Linked DNA regions of Homo sapiens: region 1 is linked to region 2. A link is an interaction called in ENCODE POLR2A ChIA-PET data of the cell type or tissue named here. Cell type or tissue: IMR-90. All regions are shown on one strand.

Region 1 (2,500 bases), 1.1 Mb after region 2:
TCTTGCTCTGTCCCCCAGGCTGGAGTGCAGTGGTGTGATCATAGCTCACTGTAGCCTAGCCTCAACCTCCTGGGCTGAAGCAATTCTCCCACCTCAACTTCCTGAATAGCTGGGACCACAGGCGTGCTCCACCATACCCAGCTAATTTTTTTTTATTATTATTATTTTTGTAGAGACAGGGTCTCGCCATGTTGCCCAGGCTGGTATCAAACTCCTGGGTTGAAGGGATCCTGCTACTTTGGCCTCCCAATGCGCTGAGTTTACAGGCGTGAACCACTGCACATGGCCAAAAACAAAGTTTTTAAACAGTGCCTCAAATCTTATTGGAGTGGCACAATTCACACGCAAGATGCTAAGGAACAACAAGCAGAGGATAAAACCAAATGGTAGGAGGAGAGAGTGCTGGAGCAGGGAGGAGCCACGTGGTGTTCAGGGTAGGCATCCCTGAGAAGGGGTGTTACTGAATTACATCCGTAAACTTAAGTGTGTTAATCAGGACTTTATCTTTTGCAAATGACAGAAACTTGACTCAGTTGGCTTAAAGAAACTGAAATTTAAGCAGGGCACGATGACTCACACCTGTATCCCAGCACTTTGGGAGGCTGAGGCGGGTGGATCACCTGAGGTCAGGAGTTCAAGACCAGCCTGGCCAACATGGAGAAACCTCATCTCTACTAAAAATACAAAAATTATCCAGGGATGGTGGTAGGAGCCTGTAATCCCAGCTACTGGGGAGGCTGAGGCAGGAGAATCACTTGAACCCAGGAGGCGGAGGTTGCGGTGAGCCAAGATCGCGTCACTGCACTCCAGCCTGGGCAACAAGAGTGAAACTCCGTCTCAAAAAAAAAAAAAAAAAAACCCCATCTGTTATTTGTGATTTTCCTCAGTGCCCAGCCCAGCTCCTGCACATAGTAGGCCCTCAGCGATAGTTGGTTGGATTGAATTGTCAAACTGGATGACATATCCACTCTGTCATTCATTCCCTCATTCATTCATTCATTCAACAAGCAAAGCCTGAGCTCCTGCCATTCATCAGGCCCTGTGCCAGGCTCTGGGACACAATGTGGAATAAGGACAGGGCTTTGCCCCCCAGAAGCCTTTGGAATAATAACTTGCAGCTGAATTGCACGATTGTTTATGGTTTGTGGTTCATGAAGCTCTTTCACATATCCTGTCCCATGATCTTGATGTGTGGATGTTGTTGAAGAAATTCAGGAGGAAATTCTGAAGAAGTTCAGGATAAAGACTCTTGGGTGAGGCCATGCCGTAAGTCAGCAGCTGGACTCCCTTCCCAGTGCCCACTCCCTAGGAACAGGCTGCCCACTGTGCATCGGGCCTGAATCGCAGGACACTGCATGGAGCTCCTTCCCTCGTCCGGCTCAGAGTTTGGAAGGTGTCCTGCAGTGGCCCTGGCAGAGCCGGGATGTCATCCTTGGAGGAGTTGCTTGGGGCCGTGGGCCTGGGAAAGGCCTGACGTGTATCCTCTGCCTCCACCACAGGCCTGATAAGAAAGTGACCACAATCCCTTTTGGGCTACTTTCTTGGTCAAAAGAGGAACATAGTCTTGGGTGAAAAGGGAAGATATGGAGAGCACTGCAACTGAGCAACCTGGTCACCATGGAGGATGGGACAGAGCACTGTCAAGTCAGGGTCCCACCACCGGGTGTCTCAGCTCATGAGCTTCCCTCTCTAGTTGGGCTTTTCTGTTTAGTCCCTTCCTTCCCCACCCTACTCGCCCAACCTAACCATGTTTTGGTCAATCCTTTCCTTGTTAAAGTATCCTATTGAGGCCAGACACTGTGGCTTACGGCTGTAATCCCAGCACTTTGGGAGGCCGAGGCGGGTGGATCACCTGAGGTCAGGAGTTCAAGACCAGCCATGACCAACATGGTGAAACCTTGTCTCTACTAAAAATACAAAATTAGCTGAGTGTGCTGGCACACGCCTGTAATCCCACCTACTTGGGAGACTGAGGCAGGAGAATTGTCTGACTCCGGGAGGTGGAGGTTGCAGTGAGCCAAGATCGCAGCATTGCACTTCAGCCTGGGCAACAAGAGCAAAACTCCATCTCAATAAATAAATAAATAAAAATAAATAAACAAATAAATAATAAAGTAATCTATTGCTCAAGGCCCATGTGCAGGCCCACCCCTGGGGAAGGCCCCTGCACAGCTCAGCCCTCACTGACCCGCCTTGCACAGCTCAGCCCTCACTGACCCGCCTGCCTCCTGGGACCATAGCTGGTACTTGTTTTGCATTTGGGGATCCTAACTTGGTTTGAAGCAGAAGCAGATCAGAGACAAAAATTTGAGTACATGTGGTTGATTTGGACTGTGATCCCAGGCAACTTAGATAAGGGAGTGGGTGAGTGAGACAGAGAAGGGAAGCAGGAGCTATCTACCTAGTGAACGGGACCTCCCAGTTATTTGCCCAAGCGTTGAGCGAGCACAGGCTAAGTTGAGAGCTGCTCCCAAAGGGCATTACGTCCTCAGCACTTGCA
Region 2 (2,500 bases):
TGGTGGGGGCAGAAGCAACCAGGCACCTGGGGAGGCCTTCCCCTAGACCCTGGGTACATCCCCCCACTACTCTGTAGGGCGCCTGATGGACATCTTGCGCTGCCGTGGCAAGAGGGGCTATGAGGCCTTCCTGGAAGCCCTGGAGTTCTACTACCCCGAACACTTCACGCTGCTCACGGGCCAGGAACCCGCCCAGCGCTGCTCCATGATCCTCGGTGAGTGGATCTGCGGTGGATGCTGGCACCTCGGACTCCAGTGCACAGGCTCCTTTCCCCATCCCTGTTAGGGAGGCGCTCCCACTATGCCTGTTGAACAGTAAGGGAAACTGAGGCATGGAGAGGCTGAAGGGGCTTGCCCAGGGCCCCACGGTAGGCTGAGGGTGGGGCTGGGTGCTAGTGCCGTTATTCCAAGTTCAGAGCCACATGCTTAAGATGGCTCTTTCTTCGTGATACTGTTTTCAGACATATGTCTGACATACACAGATGTATAGTTTTTTATGTAAAAAAATACAGAGGCTCCAGGTGACTTTGAATTTTTTTTTTTTTGAGACAGTGTCTTGCTCTGTCACCAGGCTGGAGTGCAGTGGCGCGATCTCAGCTCACTGCAACCTCCGCCTCCCAGGTTCAAGCGATTCTCCTGCCTCAGCCTCCCGAGTAGCTGGGATTACAGGCATGGGCCACCACGCCCTGCTAATTTTTGTATTTTTATTTTTAATAGAGATGGGGTTTCATCATGTTGGCCAGGATGGTCTTGATTTCCTGACCTTGTGATCCGCCTGCCTCGGCCTCCCAGAGTGCTGGGATTACAGGCGTGAGCCACTGCGCCTAGCTGAATTTTTTTATATAAAAAACACAAACACATACACACACGCACACACGCCTACGTGTGTATTTTGCTTTTTCTTAGAACAACTGATTTTAGTGATTCTTTCACCTCTGTTACATACACTTGTTTTAAGTGACTGCATACTGTTCATTAGTGAAGTTAGGACATAATTCATTTAACCCATTTCCAGTTGATGGATACCTAGGTTTCCAGTTTTGTATTATTACAACGATACGGGAACATCCTTGTATGTGCGTCTTTGTGCAAATGTGTCTCAGGCGAAGAGGTTCTGAGAAGAATTTCTCAAAGAGTCTGTGTATTTTAACTGTTAAATCAACATACCTCCTACCAGGAATGTGTAAGGGCCCATTTGAATCCTGGGGATCATGTTTAAACGTTTTTACCATTCTGATATGTAAAAAATAATGTTATTGTTTTAAGTTTATATTTCATTGAGTGATACAGTTCACAGGTTACTAGTTATTAAACCTTGGGTAAATAACTGCTCTGTGCTTCAGTTTTTCTGTCTTTAAGATGGGTACAATAATAGTACCTACCTTACAGTGTTGTCATAAAGATTAAGATATATCTAGCACAAAGAATGAAGTTAACAAATATTAGTAGCTACTGTAATTATTGTTGATAGGTTGGTGCATATTTTCCTGTATTTATTAACTATTTTTATTTTGGGACTTGCCTATTGATAGTTTTTGTCCATATTTTTATTTGGTTGTTGATCTTATTGATTTGTAGGAGCTCTTTATATATTACGGCTCTGAGTTCTTGTTATATTTTCTCCCACTCTGTTGCTTATTAACTTTGTTACATCTTTCATTTTTCAAAGGTTTAAACATTTTTATATGGATTTGTCCATCTTTTTTCTCTTATAACTCCTGGATTTTGTGTGTTGTTTAGGAAGACCTCCCCTGCTCCCAATTCTACAAATATATTCCAGAATTTCCCTCTAGTGTTTTTATGGTTTGAGTTTTTTGACACAGTATGTTATCTCCTGGATTTTACTTGCCTGAGCTGCCTATTCTGTCCCCTGTTCTGTCCTGGCAGATGAGGAGGGGCCTGAGGGCCTGACCCAATTCTTGATGACAGAGGTGCGACGGCTGCGGGAAGCTCGCAAGAGCCAGCTGCAGCGGGAGCAGCAACTGCAGGCCCGGGGCCGGGTGCTCGAGGAGGAGCGGGCAGGGCTGGAGCAGCGGCTGCGGGACCAGCAGCAGGCTCAGGAGCGCTGTCAACGGCTGCGGGAGGACTGGGAGGCGGGCAGCCTGGAGCTGCTGCGGCTCAAGGATGAGAACTACATGATCGCCATGCGCCTGGCACAGCTCAGTGAGGAGAAGAACTCGGCTGTACTTCGCAGCCGTGACCTGCAGCTGGCGGTAGGCCCTGGGGAGATGGGTCGGGGAGGCAAGGGAAGGGGCAGCTTTTGCAATGTAGTAGCCAGCCAGCCTGTGTCCCAGAGCCACCATTGCTGGCTCTTTGACGTGGATAAGTCCTTTTAGTGCTCGGTGTACCTACTTCATTGGGTTATGACTGTGGTTCTCAATGGGGGGTGATTCTGACCCCCTAGAAACATCTGGCCATGTCTAGGAAATATTTCTGGTTGTCACAATTAGTGGGGATTTATTGGCATCTGGTGTGTAGAGGCCAGGGATGCTGTCAAACG

Evidence for each region. ChIA-PET counts read pairs that join two places held together with the same protein. Peaks named below come from ENCODE experiments on the same cell type or tissue, not always from the same donor. Only the 100,000 strongest peaks of a DNase experiment are listed, where the experiment ranks them.
Region 1: POLR2A ChIA-PET joins it to region 2 with 5 read pairs; 1 of 35 experiments calls an interaction of 5 or more read pairs at or near these places.

The regions. Positions count from the first base shown.
Region 1 is chr22:36,422,672-36,425,171 of GRCh38, reverse strand. No RefSeq gene overlaps it. Among named protein-coding and RNA genes, the nearest start is that of MYH9-DT, 35 kb to the right of the region's middle. In IMR-90, no CTCF peak of the experiment used is centred here; a DNase peak (open chromatin) is centred at 1,151; H3K27ac peaks cover 670 bases.
Region 2 is chr22:37,515,686-37,518,185 of GRCh38, reverse strand. It overlaps CARD10 (caspase recruitment domain family member 10), which reads left to right. Exons shown (of 20, transcript NM_014550.4): 2 at 78-215; 3 at 1,888-2,213. Among named protein-coding and RNA genes, the nearest start is that of CARD10, 2.5 kb to the left of the region's middle. In IMR-90, no CTCF peak of the experiment used is centred here; no DNase peak of the experiment used is centred here.